Regions from separate parts of the Homo sapiens genome. Here region 2 is linked to region 1. Evidence: chromatin loops called from intact Hi-C (ENCODE). Cell type or tissue: endothelial cell of umbilical vein. All regions are shown on one strand. Links, peaks and the distances in the headings refer to the core of each region. The heading gives the core; the rest is flanking DNA. Region 1 overlaps LOC124907755 (a long non-coding RNA gene). Region 2 overlaps LOC107985876.

What was found. Peaks named below come from ENCODE experiments on the same cell type or tissue, not always from the same donor. Only the 100,000 strongest peaks of a DNase experiment are listed, where the experiment ranks them.
Region 2: a loop joins it to region 1, with 5 times the contacts of the local background. A loop is called at or near these places in 8 of 110 quality-filtered maps.

The regions. Positions count from the first base shown.
Region 1 is chr2:43,165,626-43,173,948 of GRCh38, forward strand. LOC124907755 (a long non-coding RNA gene) reads right to left here. Exons shown (of 2, transcript XR_007086298.1): 2 at 5,854-6,163. Among named protein-coding and RNA genes, the nearest start is that of ZFP36L2, 57 kb to the right of the region's middle. RefSeq lists enhancers at 2,066-2,712, 4,005-4,650, 4,325-4,619, 4,826-5,511 and a silencer at 3,842-3,901. In endothelial cell of umbilical vein, for the core only: a CTCF peak has its summit at 4,519 (motif pointing right); DNase peaks (open chromatin) are centred at 3,286, 4,526 and 6,386; H3K4me3 peaks cover 493 bases; H3K27ac peaks cover 3,123 bases.
Region 2 is chr2:43,082,495-43,090,817 of GRCh38, forward strand. All of the region lies in intron 2 of LOC107985876, which reads right to left. LOC124907756 (a long non-coding RNA gene) reads left to right here. Exons shown (of 2, transcript XR_007086299.1): 2 at 1-1,606. Among named protein-coding and RNA genes, the nearest start is that of LINC02580, 16 kb to the right of the region's middle. RefSeq lists enhancers at 914-1,680, 1,681-2,447, 3,997-4,536, 4,537-5,075. In endothelial cell of umbilical vein, for the core only: no CTCF peak of the experiment used is centred there; DNase peaks (open chromatin) are centred at 1,057 and 4,167; H3K27ac peaks cover 2,508 bases.

The sequences.
Region 1 (8,323 bases), core at 186-8,185:
CAAAGGCTGTCCATCTCCCCTTTCCCTGGAACACTCCCCCCATAGTATCAGCACACAAGAATCTGGGTCAGTCCTTATCTTCTAGCAAAACTGAACTCATCAAGGAATCCAGCCTTGACTTTGGTTAAGCATAAAATCACAACCATATTTCACAGACACGGTGGGTCCGGCAACCAGCAAGGGGGGGCGGTGGAGAAAACCAAGGACAGCTGGCTTGGGGTTGGAATGCGATTTTTTATCAAATAATCACATGCTATGTGCAGGCTGGGATCACACGCTTGAGGTTGCACCACGAAGAGAGTCTGCCCCATGTGTTTCCCAGCACCCATTACCTGTTTTTCCCATCATTGCTTAAAAAGGAGATTCTGTGGGCTCTGAAGGCAAGTCAGCTATGGTACGTGTGTGTGCAAGGGACGGTCAGCCAGAGAGGTGCAAACCCACAAGGAGAGCCTCTTGGGAACACAGCCCCTGCTGGTCCCTGGAGAGGGAAGGACAGGTTTCTGTCTAGCTTCTGAGTCCAGGTTTAAGAAAAGCCTTGCAGGCTGGGTGTGGTGGCTCACGCCTGTAATCCCAACACTTTGGGAGGCCGAGGTGGGCGAATCACGAGGTCAGGAGTTCGAGACCAGCCTGGCCAACATGGTGAAACCCCGTCTCTACTAAAAATACAAAAAAAAAAAAAAAAAAATTAGCTGGGTGTAGGGGCGGTGCCTGTAATCCCAGCTACTCGGGAGGCTGAGGCAAGAGAATCGCTTGAACCCATGAGGTGGAGGTTGCAATGAGCCGAGATCATGCCACTGCACTCCAGCCTGGCAACAGAGTGAGACTCTGTCTCAAAAAAAAAAAAAAAAAAAAAAAAAAAAAAAAAAGAAAGAAAGAAAGAAAAGGAAAGCCTTGCACACTTTGGGAGGCCGAGGCAGGTGAATCACCTGAGGTCAGGAGTTCGAGACCAGCCTGGCCAACAATGGCAAAACCCCGTCTCTACTAAAAAAAATACAAAAGTTAGCTGGGCGTGGTGGTGCACACTTGTAATCCCAGCTACTCGGGAGGCTGAGGCAGGAGAATTGCTTGAACCCAGGAGGTGGAGGTTGCAGTGAGCTGAGATCGTGCCACTGCACTCCAGCCTGGACAACAGAGCAAGACTCTGTCTCAAAAATAAATAAATAAATAAGGGGGCCGGGCGCAGTCGCTCACGCCTATAATCCCAGCACTTTGGGAGGCCAAGGCGAGCGAATCACGAGGTCAGGAGATTGAGACCACCCTGGCTAACACAGTGAAACCCCGTCTCTACTAAAAATACAACAAAATTAGCCAGGCGTGGTGGTGGGCACCTGTAGTCCCAGCTACTCAGGAGGCTGAGGCAGGAGAATGGCGTGAACCCGGGAGGTGGAGCTTGCAGTGAGCTGAGATTGCACCACTGCACTCCAGCCTGGGTGACAGAGCAAGACTCCGTCTCAAAAAAAGAAAGAAAGAAAGAGAGAGAAAGAAAGAAAGAAAGAAAGAAAGAAAGAAAGAAAGAAAGAAAGAAAGAAGGAAAGAAAGAAAAGCCTTGTGGTGGCTCACGCCTGTAATCTCAGCTCTTTGTAGGTGGATGGATCACCTGAGCCCAGGAATTTGAGAACAGCCTGGGTAACATGGTGAAACCCTGTCTCTATTTTTTTTTTTAACCACCACATCTGGCCTACCTGTCCCTATGATTATTATTATTATTTTGAGACAGAGTCTTGCTCTGTCACCCGGGCTGGAATGCAATGGCATGATCTCAGCTCACTGCAATCTCTGCCTCCCAGGTTCAAGTGATTCTCCTGCCTCAGCCTCCCAAGTAGCTGGGATTACAGGCATGTACCACCACACCCGGCTAGTTTTTGTATTTTTAGTAGTGATGGGGTTTTGCCACGTTGGCCAGGCTGGTCCAGAACTCCTGACCTCAGGTGATTCGCCCTCCTCGGCCTCCCTAAGTGCTGGGATTACAGGCATGAGCCACCACGCTCGGCCCCTATTATATTTTTAAAAATTATACTTTTAAATAAAAAAAAGAAAAGGCTTTCCACATCCAGAATTGTGTACTAAGCCTCGCTCCCTCTGAGAAACAGCATATACAGATGCCCACAGCTATGGGCCTTCTTCCTTCTTCTGCTCCAGGGGCAAGTAAAAGGAGGTGCAGTGAGGCAAAGGGGTGGAGGCTCAGGAGAGTGATAGGGGAAGAAATGAGCAGAGTTTCAGGAGATGAAACAGAGCAAAAGTTTGAGGTCTGAGACCAGTGAGATTCAGAGGCAGGGGCTGCTGGGGGCAGGGACTGTGGGGGCAGGGGCGGTAGGGAATGGAGGAAAGAGCATGGATCTGGGGCTCTGCTGCTCACCAGTTAGGTGACCTGGGCAATCCCCAGGCCTCTCTAAGCCTCAGTTTCCTGAGCTAGTGGAAGCCCCTAGGTCACAGGGCTATTGTAGGGATGGGTGTGCTCCTGAGGAAAACTAGCATGAGCTTGGCACCAGGCAGGTGAGGCCATGTGCTGCTCTCTGGGCCCCCAGCTTCTGTCCCCCAGACCCTGGTGTCAGACAGGACCTGGTGAGAAATCCTTGCGGCCCTAGCCTGCCTAAGCTGTGGAGGGGCTTGTCCAGGACCTGCCAGGCAGAGGCTGCAGAAGGGTTCACTTGGCCTTTTCAGTCCCTCTCAGTCCCTTACTGTCTGCCTCTCAAGAACATCCTGGCACTTGCTGCTCCACAGCCCTGCTGGGGTCCTGGGTGGGACTTTCTGGGGGCAGAGGAAGAAATTCCAGGGCCTGCCCTTGACGAGCTCATAGTCTAACTGGGAAGAGAGTAGTGGCTCACTATCCAGAAAACATGGAAAAGAGACTGTGGTTTGGAGAAAGCAGGAAGCGTTCAGAAGCGGGAGGCAGAACAGGGGAAGGCGCTGGAGCCTGAAGGATGGAGCGGACCAAGTGCAGAGGGGATGGAGGGCACTGCAGGCAGGAGGCACAGCGAGAAGAATGGCCTGGAGGGTTGGATGGGGAACACGGGGTCCTAGAGACGGAAGCAGGGTCCAGGCTGTGAGTGGTGGGGCCGCCTCAGCTGGGGAGTTATGGTAAGGATAAACAGAAGGGCTCTGGGGCCGCCCAGAGTGCATACCCCCCAGGGTGCAGACGGGGGAACAGCAATTGTCTCTGAGGGGGATCCTCACCTCCCTATCTCATCGGCCTAGGAGACAGGACCTCACTTGACTGGCCCACAGCCAGGCCCTGGCTGTGTTGACAAATGGGTCCTTCCCCCTGGCCTGGTGAGCTGAGATGTGGCATTGTTAAGCTGCAAGTGAGTCACAGAACTTTTCCTTCCCTTTCTTCCTCTCTGCCCTGCTTGTCCCACACCCTGCTCATTTTTTTTTTCTCTCTCTCTCTCTCTCTCTCACACACACACACACACACACACACTTGCCTTTCAGAACCTGTGAACTATAAATAAGTGCTTTATCACCATAAATGACTTGATCCAGGCTAGGGTCGTGAGGGGCTTGGCTCAGGTTCCTGGGCATGTGGATACCTGCAGAGTGGGTTCCTGAGCACGTGAGGGCACAAGCGTGCAGTCTCGGACAAGGTGGAGTCTCAATGTGTGAGCTTGCTGAGGCCAGGGCAGTGTCTGGGAAGGGAGTGGAGGCATCTTTGTGTCTGTGGGGTTGTGGTGGGAGGGAGGTTTCGGGGGCTGTGAGGCGAGCACAGGCGTGTGTGCTGTCTATGCCCCCAAGGGGACAGGGCGTGGGTGGAGAACGTATTTGTGCCCGAGGTGTGTCCGCAGGGATATCCGTGTGGTGAGTGTGGGAGGAGGGGCGCTGGGCATGGAGGAAGTGTTTCTGTCTGTCTGTGTGTGTGTTGTGGGGGTGGCGGGGATTGGCGGGGGTGGGTTGTGCCTGGCCAGCCAACCTTTACATCTGGTTCTGCAGGATGTGAAAAGGTTTGTGACTGAGGCCAGTGGCACACCCTCCAGTCGGATCAGAGGGTTGGAGATAAACCCAAGTGAGCAAGCATTGGTGGCTGTGGCCGTGTGGTGTCCCATTCCTGGGGGGCTCCAGGAGATAGGGAAGCTCATCTGACTTCCTGAGGGCCTGGCAGCCCCTCCTGCCCTCCTCAAGGTGGTCCATCTGCCACGCCAAGCCCAGCCAGAGAGAAGGGGCACCCGGAGCACAGTGCCTGTGACTCTGCAGGCAGGGCACCGGCGGGCACCCAGGGAGGACCTGCTCTGTTCCCACTCACGAGCCCCTCCCACCTGACGCCGCCCCAGCTAGACTGAGAACCCCAGGAGGCAGGGCTTGACTTTTCTTTCTTCTCCCAGCCTCAGTCTCCCCAGATGTCAAAGGAGGACAATGATCTCTACAGAGAGGGGCTAACTGCACCGGGGTGAGCTTGGCGTCGTGGCTGGCAGGGAACGGAGGCTCCCTTCCTTCACCTCCCAGCCTCCAAAGAAAAGGTTCAGTTGAGGCCTCCTTGGGGGTGGGTGCGGGTCCTTGGGCCATCTCTAGGGGGCGCTGACAGTCAGCCAGCACGTGCCTGCACCTGTCCCTAGTTAAATGAGCAAAAGACAGCTGAAAAAAAGAACCCAGGCAGGCCTTGGGGCAGGGCAGAGGGTCTTGAGGCTAAGTGTGAATGGGGGATGGAAGTTCAGTGGGGCGTGACTGGAGGGTTTGTCTGGGGCATGTGTGACTTCTGTCACCCACTGGCCTAAGAAAGAGCACCAAAGGCCCTTCTGTGAATAAACTCTCAGGCTAACGCAGGCTGGGCTTCATGGAAGGGATGGAAGGGAAGGTAGTCCTTGGATGTTTGGTTGAGGCCCCACTCCTCCTGGGATGGTGGAAGGAGGGCAATGAGGCATCAATGGGGTTTCCTTCTTTCCCTCTCCTTTGCGAGCCTCACCAAGGCAGGCCTGCCACCTGGAGCCCCTCAAGGAGATGAGAATCCACAGTCCCCGTGCCAGGAGGTGGCAGCAGGCAGAGTGATGGGCCCTGGAGGGAGGGCTCACTTGGGGCACTCTCGCCTTTTAAAGGCGGCTGCTTTCTCCTGGGATTACCCCCATGATTTGGGGTCCCTGGGGGCAATGCCATGGCCTCCATGCAACCAGGCCTCCTGAGTGGCTGCATTGCTGGCAGGGAGGTAGCTCTAAGGTCAATTCTGAACCTGCCTCCCTCCAGCACTGCCCATCCATAAAGGGCATCTGTGCCCAGGCAACACCCACCCACCTGGGGCTTGGGGAGCCGGGGCTGCTGCAAACACAGTGCCGCAGTGAAAGTGGGACAAACGCGCCTGTGTGCATCCTGGCCGAGGTGCCGGAGGAAGCGTGGTCGGGGCAGAAGTGTTAATGGGCCTCCTTCCTGCCGTGCCCTGCCCGTGCCAGCTCCTCGGTGCTCATCCCGGCTCCCTGAAATGCTCGCTTCCACTCAGGGCCAGCGCACTCCCTCCACGTCCCTGGCCGCAGATCTGTCCTGCTTTGACAAATAACCCGCTCAGCCTTCGGGTTTATGGTTTTTCCGTGCGCCTTCCTTCATGTGGTTGGGAACCAAGCTCTGGTCTCCAGAGCTGTGTGGGGCTGGGAATGGCGCCTGGACCTGCAGGGCTCCCCAAGCAACAGTGCAGGGGGACTGGAATCCTGCTCTCAGGGAGACAGGGCCCATCAGGGAACCACGTAGGAGGGCCAGCGCCGCATGCTAAAGGGGCATAGGCAAGGGAAGGGGTCTGCAGGGACAGTCTGCAGGAGCCAGGAGGGCTTCCTGAAGGAGGCTGAGCTTGAAGGATGGAGGGGCCAAAGGAGACCATTCCAAAAGCAGACAGCACCAGCCCACAGGATGGTGAGCAGCAACTGCAAGAAGAGAAGCTTGGGCACTCGTGGGTTTGTTTTTATTTTTGCTTTTAAATGTAATATTTGGGCCGGCTGTGGTGGCTCATGCCTGTAATCCCAGCACTTTGGGAGGCCGAGGCGGGTGGATCACCTGAGGTCAGAGTTTGAGACCACCCTGACCAACATGGAGAAACCCCGTCTCTACTAAAAAATATATATATATATTAGCCAGGCCCCAACTACTCGGGAGGCTGAGGCAGGAGAATCGCTTGAATCCAGGAGGCGGAGGTTGCAGTGAGCTGAGATCGCACCATCGTACTCCAGCCTGGGCAGCAAAAGTAAAACTCCATCTCAAAAAAAAAAAAAAAAAAAGTAATATTTGTTAAGCAACAACTGTGCCCTGTGCTAAGTAAGTCTCATGAGTTCATTATCTCATTAATTTTCACAAAAACTCGCAAGTACTGTCAACCTCATTTTATAGGTGACAATCCTGGGGCCCAGGAGATAAAGTAGCATGCCTTGGGGGAGAGCTGGTTAGTGGCAGAACAAGGATGGAAGCCCTGGCAGGCATCCAAGGCAGGATCCACATGTTAAAGAGAAACCACTACACTGCACATTCTGGTCAGTCACTGTTGGACTTTTGCATTTGAGCCAGGGCTACCCATCTGGTGTCCCTGAGTCCCTGGGTCTGCCCCAGGAGGGCCAAGGAGGAATCAACTAATTCCAGGGCTATCTGTCCCCTCAAAGACACAAATTTGCACATGCTGGGAGCCTCAAGCCCCTTAGGAATCAGCATCATCCACAAGCTGATGCCTCCCACATAAGGGAACACATTTTCTTTTTTTCTTTTTTTGAGTCAGAGTCTCACTCTGTTGCTCAGGCTGGAGTACAGTGGCTCAGTCTCGGCTCACTGCAACCTCTGCCTCCCAGGTTCAAGCAATTCTCCTGCCTCAGCCCCCCGAGTAGTTGGGATTACAAGTACCAGCCACCATGTCCGGCTAATTTTTTGTATTTTTAGTAGAGACGGGGTTTCACCATGTTGGCTAGGCTGGTCTCGAACTCCTAACTTCAGGTGATCCGCCTGCCTCAGCCTCCCAAAGTGCTGGAATTACAGATGTGAGCCACCACACCCAGCCAAGGGGACACATTTTCAAAAGTACTTAGGGCTGTTGAATAAAATATACACTCATCTAAAAGCATTGCATGCCGGGCACAGTGGCTCATGCTTGTAATACCAGCACTTTGGGAGGCCAAGGTGGGCAGATCACCCGAGGTCAGGAGTTCAAGACCAGCCTGACCAACACAGACAAACCCCATCTCTACTAAAAATACAAAAAGTTAGCTGGGCGTGGTGACGCATGTCTGTAATTCCAACTACTCAGGAGTCTGAGGCAGGAGAATTGCTTGAACCCCAGAAGCGGAGGTTGTGGTGAGCTGAGATCATGCCATTGCACTCCAGCCTGCGCAACAAGAGCGAAACCCCATCTCAAAAATAAATAAATAAATAAAATTTTAAAAAAATTAAAGCACAGATGAAGGTATCCTTGCAGATGGTCATTTGTCTTTTTTTTTTTTTTTTTTTTTTTTGAGACGGAGTCTTGCTCTGTCACCCAGGCTGGAGTGAAGTGGCACAATCCGGGCTCACTGTAAGCTCCACCTCCCGAGTTCACACCATTCTCCTGCCTCAGCCTCCTGCGTAGCTGGGACTACAGGCATGTGCCACCACGCCCAGTTAATTTTTTTTTTTTTTTTGTATTTTTAGTAGAGACGGGGTTTCACCATGTTAGCCAGGATGATCTCGATCACCTGACCTCATGATTCGCCTGCCTCGGCCTCCCGAAGTGCTGGGATTATGGGGGTGAGCCACCACGCCCAGCCCATTTGTCCTTTTTTTAATCAAAAGATTTTAAAAGTACAAGTACTGCCACAGAGTGCAGGTCTGCAAAGTGTTTCGACTCTACAAAAGAGTGTTTGTATTTTAAAAGTTCAGGAACCATTTTACGGACTAAGACACTGAGGCCCTAGGAGATAGGGCTTCTTGGCCAAGTTGCAGAGCCAGCTGGGGCCCAGGGAGTTTAATCCAAGTGGTGTGGGTCTCCCTTTCTCTCTGTTCAGGGAAGTGCCCCCTTCATCCCCTCAGAGAAGGGCCCCAGGACTGCAGGACAGGCCATGGGGGGTGCAACCTTGGGAGGCATGAAGCTTGAGGAACTGAAGGGCTAGGAGAAATTCAAGGGCTGGGCACAGTGGGTCACACCTATAATCCCAGCATTTTGGGAGATCAAGGCAGGTGGATCACCTGAAGTCAGGAGTTCAACACCAGCCTGGCCAACATGGTGAAACCCCGTCTCTACTAAAAGTACAAAAAAATTAGCTGGGCGTAGTGGCAGGTGCCCATAATCCCAGCTACTTGGGAGGCTGAGGCAGGAGAATGGCTTGATCCCAGGAGGCAGAGGTTGCAGTGAGCCGAGATTGCGCCATTGCATTCCAGTCTGGGCAACAAGAGGGAAACT
Region 2 (8,323 bases), core at 34-8,033, 83 kb before region 1:
AACAACCCAGGAAGCATGCCTCTCCCCTGCCCTGGGGGAGGGAGCAGCCCACAGTGTGACCCGAAATTTCCCCAAGTTAAAGACCATCTGCCTGTCTGTCTATCCATCCCCCCAGGGCCCAGGGGGCTGGTGAGTGTGGACAGACAGACACAGGCTGTGGGAAGCTGCAGTGATTAATGAGTGATGAAAACCAGACTTCGTCAGGATGGGGGTGGGGACATAGAAGCAGAGAGAGGTTGTCTGTTTTATGCTTGGCTCAGCTCTAAGCCCACAGCTCAGGGGAGGAGGGTGGAGGCAGCTGAGGGCAGTACTGGGCCCTGGCCTCAAAATCCCAGTCCGAGCATAGGGCCCCAGTTCATAGACACCCCCCTCATCCCCCAGTACCTCCTTCAGCCTCTGCCCTGGAAGGTTTCCCTAAGAGGAACTAGCTTTACTCCCAAATCCCAGGGACTTGCACTGGCCCTCAAATACCATCCATCCCAGAACACCCCAGAAGCCATGGGGAACAGCAGGGAAAACAGCCTCACCAACCCTCCAATCTTCTTGTCATGGGGCCAACGATTCTGGGGCCCAGAGCCTGAAGGTCCTCTCACCCTTCACCCCGACAAACACATGACCACTCCCACATTCCCAAACTCTGCCCCCAGGACCTGCTGAAGTCAAGCAGATTTTTCTCAAATGTCAAGGACAGCAAAAGCTACTTCTAAGAGGATTCAGCTCAAACCTCCAAACCTGCAAATAGACAGTCAGGATAAACCCAAGCAGGAGAGAGGCTTGCACAACCACTGCTTTTGGTCCCCACCCGACAGACACCTTGAGGGACCTTGGCAACATCCTCCTCCCCTGCCCGAAAATATTCCCACACTGGCCCATCTGCTCCAGGGCCTTGGATTCCACCATTCAACCCTGACCTCCCTTTGCAATACTGAACTCGAAGACTCTTGCCGAGGTTTCAAGTGTGTCCCCGCTCCCAGGGCCTGGGATCTGGCCAGGGAGGGCTGGAAAGAAGGAAATGCGCCACAGATGGAGGAAGTAGCTTCGGCAAGGTGAAGCACAAAGGCAAACTTTGCTGACAGAAGACTCTTGCTGCTGGCCAACCAGGCCTGCCTGTCATGAGAATCAAAATTGTTTTCTTTTGTCGAAAAAATATTTCCAAGGTAGTTCTTGTGTTGTGCTCAGGCACGTGGGTAAGGAAGCAATAGTGAGTGCTTCCTTCTTGCCTGCCAGGGACCTTGTGCATATCTGTTGGCTCATTGCATCTTAGAAACTCCTGAAGAAACTGAGGCTTGGGGAGGTTGCCTGCCCCCACGCACCCCTCAGGGACTAAGTGACAGAGCTGAGATCCCCAGTCGGCCAGACACAAAGCCCTCCTACTTTCTGAAGCCCCACCCTGCTGGGGAGGGAGAACTGGACGCCATCTGGGAAGAATTAAGGAGGTTTTTAGAAAAGGCCTCTGCAGGAATGAGAAAACCTTCATTAGGGCTTTTTAATCAATAAAGCAGGAACAAAACCTCCCTCCCTGCAAACATTTCTGGACTCCTAGGAGATGCCCAACTGTGCCCAACAAATGATTCAGAAAACGAGTATAAAATTCAAAAAATCCCCATCCCGACAAGTCAGAGAATGCTTTTTACTGGATGTTGGGGAGGGGAAGCCGAACCTCATGGCTCCTTGGATCTCAGTTCCTGTCTCTTGCCTTAACAGAGCCCAGACTTGTCATCTGAGAGGAAGGGGGAGGCTGAGGTCACTGCCCTTCTCTGGTTTCTGCCAAGAGCTCTGCTCTTCTCCAGGGAGGTGGCGGGGCTGGGATGGCTTTGTACCCTGCAGGCTCCAGCAGGATTGCATCTGCTGAGGTGCATCTTAGAAAGGGGAGTGTGAGATGCAGGTCCCCCACCTCTGGTGCTCCTGGCCAAGGCTGAGTGCCTGTGGTTCCTTTGTGGCCGTTCAGGTGGGAAAAGCGTTTGTGATACCAAAAAATCAGCTAGGCTCAGCCCTGAGCCGCAGCTGGGCACCTGCAAACCGAGGGCCTCACTTAGCCTGTCCCATCTGCAGAGGGAGTCGTCAGATGCTTCCCAAAGACCTTCTCAGGGTTAAATGAGAAAGTGGAGTATATTCGTTTTCTATTGCTGCATCACAAATTATTACAAAGCAGCTTAAACACTACCCATTTCTTATTTCACACTTCAGGTCAGAAGTCCAGGTGGGCTCAGCTATAGTCTCTGCTTAGGGTCTCACAAGCTGAAAATCAAAGTGTGAGCTGGCTGGCTCCTATCAGAAGCTCTTTTCCAGAAGCTCTGGGAAAGCATCTCCTTGCAAGCTCATTCGGGTTGTGGCGGAATTCCACTCCTGCAGTTGCAGGACTGAGGTGGCGGTCAGCCAGGGATCTCTATCAGCTCCTCGAAGCTGCTCTCTCTCGAGTCCTTTCCACATGGTCCCCTCCTTCTTCAAGTCATCAAAGATGTATCGAACCCTCCCTCACACTTCACATCTGTGACTTCCTCTCCTGCCCCCAGCCAGAGAAAACCCTCTGCTTCTAAAGGGCTCGTGTGATTCGATTAGGCCCCTACCAACTCATCTTTCTTTTCTTGGACTCAGAGTCAACTGATTTCTATCCTTAATGATGTCTTTGAAATCCCTTTGCCATATAATTTCACATGATCATGGGCTTGATGTCTTATCATGTTCAGGGGTTCGGATGGAAATATTGGGGGCCATATTTAGAATTCTGCCTACACGGGAAGCAAAAGTGCTTTGTCACCTCTAAAGTGCCAGACTTAGGCTCTCATTAGAGCCTAATGAGGGTCTAACCCTTAGGGAGGGTTTCCTTCCCTCTGCCCCAGGAGCGCAAAGGAAAGGGTGACACTGGATTAGGGGTGGCTGCCTGTGGCCCCTGCCCCTTCCCCTCCTCCTCCTCCTCCTCCTCTTGAGCCTACCTCTGGGCTTTTCATGACTTGGAGAGGGAGCCCTGTCTCAGGACCCCAGGACTTAATCTGTCCGTCACCTTCCCCTTCCAGATCTTCAGCCACTCCACACCCCCTGCAAGTTCCTTCCTGGGCTCTGCCCTTCCTTCATACTCTCTGGGTACCACTCCTTCCCGGGATCTACGACGGCGGTCTACACTCGCCTGCTCCCATCTCTGTCCACTGGAGCCTGGCGCCTACCAGCCCCCACTGCCTGAATCTGTTCTCCCTCCCTTATCCCAGTGGACACCTTCCAGGCCATCTCTGCCAGGCCTTCCTGTGATGGCAACCATAGAGTCTGTCTTGTACCTGCGGTATTATTCCCAACACCCACCCGGGTGCCAGGAGCATAGCAGACACTCTAGCAAACATTCGTCATTGTTTGTCTGCATCCACGTATCTATGTGGTCCACGTGCTAATGTGCTCCCCTGCCTGCCCCAAACCTGAGGATACGTCTCCTGCTGCCGCCTCAGCAAGTGACACCCATGTCACCCTCTCCCTCAGCCCGAGGGCAGTGACCACAGTGAGAGGAAGCATGAGTGTGGGTCCATCAGGATAAAAGGCCAGCACTGAGTCTGTTTCACGCCCCCTGCCCCCACCCCACCACACACGTGCACACACCACAGGCTCTGCGTTCTCCTTGGCCTAACGCTGGGGAGGGCAAGAGCCACCACCCACCAGCTTTCTACCCTTCACTATACCTGGGCCTCAACTCAGCTGGCCTCTCTAGGAGTTACTTGTGCTGGCCTTAATCTTTTTTCTTTTTTTTTTTTTTGAATCGGAATCTTGCTCTGTCGGGAATACAGTGGTGCAATCTCGGCTCACTGCAACCTCCTCCTCCCAGGTTCAAGTGATTCTCCTGCCTCAGCCTCTCAAGCAGCTGAGATTACAGGCACCCACCAACACATCCAGCTAATTTTTGTATTTTTAGTAGAGACGGGGTTTCACCTTGTCGGCCAGTCTGATCTCGAACTCCTGACCTCAGGTGATCTGCCCGCCTCAGTCTCCCAAAGTGCTGGGATTACAGGCGTGACCCACCACGCCTGGCCAATCTTTTTTCATTCCGTCCCTGCATTTAGGCCTATGTTCTCTTCCCCCAGAGACCCACCCACTTCCTCTTGGGGAGTCCAGCCGAGGACAGTGTGGCTTGAAGAACATTCTAATCCCAGCCCGAGAGCTCTGAGAGAAAAAATGACTACAAACCCTGGAATGTGAAGCCTGCTGCTTCCTGCAAAGCATTTTGAATGAAACACGTAACCAACAGCTGCAGCACAGAGAATGGAAACTCTGAGGAACGTCATGGCTCCAGGTTCCAAATAGCAGGGTTGTGAGCAGGACAGGCTCTTCATTTCAGCCCAACCTGGACACCCTCAGCAGCACCCCTCCCTGCTCTCCTTCCAGGAAGCGGGCCCGTCATGCCAAGGATGTGCCGCTGTTGCTCGCTTATTCCAAACACCCCCGGCCCCCAACACAGCCAGACATCCCCGTGTATAGGGGTGAGGCCCCCTTCCCACTCACCAGCCCCCAGAGACATTGAGGACACCCAAGCCCAGCCACTCTGCCCTCTCAGGAGCAGGTTAATGCATCCCTCAACATGACTCCCATCCTGGAACTCAGCCCCAGGCCAGGCTGGGCAGTGCCAGCCAATTCATGCAATGCAGGAAGATATCATTGCCAAAGCTGCTCTAGGGCAGACTTGGGGTGAGGGGGCAGGACAGAGAGCCCATGAGGAGCAAGAGGCCCTAGAATTGGAGAATTCCTGAAGATCACTCCTGCATGAAGGGGAGACATGCGAACATTTTTTCAACTTCTTTAGGGAGATATAACACACTCAGTAAAACACACTCGTCTTAATGGCGTGGCTTGATGAACTTTTACATACAAACACACCTGGATGAAATGTAGAACACTGCAAATACCCCAGAAGATTCCCTGGATCCCCTTCCCAGTCAACATTCGTCCCCCTCAGAGGTGACCGTGATTTGGAACTTCTCTCACCATCAATTAATTTTGCCTCTTTTTGAACCTCATTGAAATGGAATCACCAACAGCATGTGCTTTCATGACCAGCTTACCTAGTTCATCCTGTCTATGAGATTCATCCACGATGCAGACACACTAATGACCCCATGGCACCTCCCACACTCCAGGTGCTGTACCAAGGATGTCATGGTTACTTGTTTACACTAAGGCCTTGACATTGAACCCATTTTCCAGATAAGGAAGTTGGTTGAATCAGCAGTTCATTGCCACACAGTCAGGACTTGGAGAGACTGGAATTCAAACCCAAGAGAGAACCAGAACAGATTCTCTCTTCTATTTTCTCTTAACAAACTTACAGAGACCTGCCTCCATTATACCTAGAGATCTACAGCCTGGAATTTCCTCACAAGGGAGACCTGTTTCAGGGTTTTGTGCTCTTGGGAACCCAACAGGAGCACCCATTTTACTTTAGTCCCCTATTCCTTGGGGGACATGGGCAAGGCAGAAGAGGAGGGGTGAGCAGCAGGTGAGGAGGGGTGAGCAGCAGGTAAGGAGGGCGTCTCAGGAGGCCCAGACCCAGGCAGAAAAGGTTTCACAGGAAGAGAATGAAGAGGTTCATTCATTTAGTCAGCCAATATTTATTGAATGCCTGCTGTATGGCAGGCGCTGTCCTAGGCACTTACTTTTTGGTTATCTACCTGTATGTATCAAACCACTCTAAAATGCAGTGGCTTAAAATGGACAACAAACATTTATTATCTCTTATAACTTTATAAGTTGGCTGAGCAGTTCTTCCACTGATCTCACCAAGGGACTTTTATGCTGCTGCAGCCAGATGGCAGCTGGAACTGAAGTCATCTGGGAGCTAGACTGGGCTGGCTGAGTCAAGATGGTGGCCTCACATGTCAGGTACCCTGGAAAGAACCTGGAGGGCTGGGCTAGGCTGGGACTGGTGCATTGATGGGATTCCTTCTCTCCTGCTGTCCTGTATGGGCTCCTCCTTCTCCATGTGGCCCTTCCACATCTCCTCTTCATGCGCATTTCTCCAAGAGGGTATCCAGACTTCTTACATCACAGCTAAGGGCTCCCAGAAGTAATAAAGTGGAAGTCACCAAGCCTTATTAAAGTTTAGGACTGGCAATGGCTTGGCACCACTTTGGACATATTTTGCTGCTTAAGGTGAATTACAAGCCTGGACCAGATTCAGCACGGGAAGGAACTCTAGAAGGGAATGAATATCATCCAGGGCCATCTTTGGAGAGTAGCGACCACCCCCCCAAAAAGAAAATCATTGTCTTTTTTCATTTATTCAACAAACATTCACTGTCAGGCACATAGTTCCTTCTTAAATAGAGTACACTTAAAGTAAACACCACTTTTGTTTGACTCACTATCATTCAAGATACCAGCCACTGAGAAGCTCTGTAAAGGGTAAATAGCATTCATTGAGAGTTTACTGCATACCAGACCCTGAGCTCAGTGCTTTACAAAGTCTAACTCATTTACTCCTTACTTGTTTTCCCTCCTTTGAAGTAGGTATTATTGTTTGTCCTGTTTTCTAGATCACTTAGAAAAGAGGTTATGTATTGCTGAATAACAAACCACCTCCAAACTTAGTGGTTTAAAACAACAATAATCATTTATTATCATTCATGGTTTCTTTGGATCAGCTGGGAAGTTCTGGCTTGGGGTCTCATGAAGCTGTAGTCAGACTGTGACTGAGGATAGGATCAGTTTCAAGGCTTCTTCACTCACAGGTCTGGTGCCTGGGCTGGGAGGACACAAACAAGCGGAGGCTGCGAAAGCCAGGGTCTTTCAGGCATCTCTCTATCTGTGTGGTTTCTCCACATGAGCTCTCCAACATGGCAGCCCCAAAATAGCTGGACTTTTTTTTTTTGAGACGGAGTTTTGCTCTTGTTGCCCAGGCTGGAACGCAATGACACGATCTTGGCTCACTGCAACCTCTGCCTCCCAGATTCAAGCAATTCTTCTGCCTCAACCTCCCGAGTAGCTGGGATTACAGGCGCCCACCACCATGGCTGGCTAATTTTTTTTTGTATTTTTAGTAGAGATGGGGTTTCTCCGTGTTGGCCAGGCTGGTGTCAAACTCCTGACCTCAGGTGACCCGCCCACCTTGTCCTCCCAAAGTGCTGAAATTACAGGCATGAGCCACCGCGCCCGGCTATAGCTGGAGTTTTTTACATGGCCACTCAGCAATCCAAAGGCATATATCCAGAGAGACAGAAGCTGCGTCACTTTTCCTGATCCAGAACTTGGAAGCCATGCAGTGTCACTTCTACCTCATTCTATTTGTTAAGGCAGTTAAAAAGGCCTGCCCAGGTACAGCAGGAGGGAGAAACAGTTCCATTTCTTGATAGGAAATGGGTCAACAATCTGAGCCATATTTAAAACCACCATAGTCTATCCTCTGGACATAAATTATTTACATTCCTTTCACATACAAAATATACTCATTCCTTTGCAAAGATCCCCCAAAATCTCATCTATTATGGCATCAGATTTAGGCTAGAGAGGTCTAGGATCCCATTATATCAACCATTCAGGTATGGAGGAAGTTCCTCAGATGTAATTCCTCAGGCACATTTCCTTAAGTACTATTCCTCTTTATTCAGAGACTTGTGAACTAAAGAGACAAGTTATCTGCTACTGGACCGCATGCAGTGGCTCACACCTGTAATCCCAGCACTTTGGGAGGCCAAGGCAGTTGGATCACCTGAGGTCAGGAGTTCAAGACCAGCCTAGCCAACATGGTGAAACTCTCTCTCTACTAAAAATACAAAAATTAATTGGGCATGGTGGCAGGCACCTATAATCCCAGCTACTCAGCAGGCTGAGACAGAAGAATCGCTTGAACCCAGGAGGCGGAGGTTGCAGCAAGCCAAGATCACACCATTGCACTCCAGCCTGGGCAACAAGAGTGAAACACTGTGTCAAAAAAAAAAAAAAAAAAAAAGTTATCTGCTGCTTACACACTGAACATCCAATGATGAGATAGGCATAGTGTAGCCACTATAAACACTCTTATTCAAGAGAGGGGAGAGGAGGCACAGAGCCATGACTGGTCCATAGCAATTCTGAAATCCATTCAGGCTCATATTGTGTTGCCAATTTCTTGATTAGGGCTCAGTTCTACTGCCTGGGAATGATTCTTTGTGGCTTTTGGCTCTGTTCTCTAGATTCTTGGTTCCACCTTCTGAATCATCCTTCTTTCTCTATAAAAAATGGCTGGTGATATGGTTTGGCTATGTCCCACCCAAATCTCATCTTGAATTTCCACGTGTTGTGGGAGGGACCTGGTGGGAGGTAATTGAATCATGGGGGCAAGTCTTTCCCGTGCTGTTCTTGTGATAGTGAATAA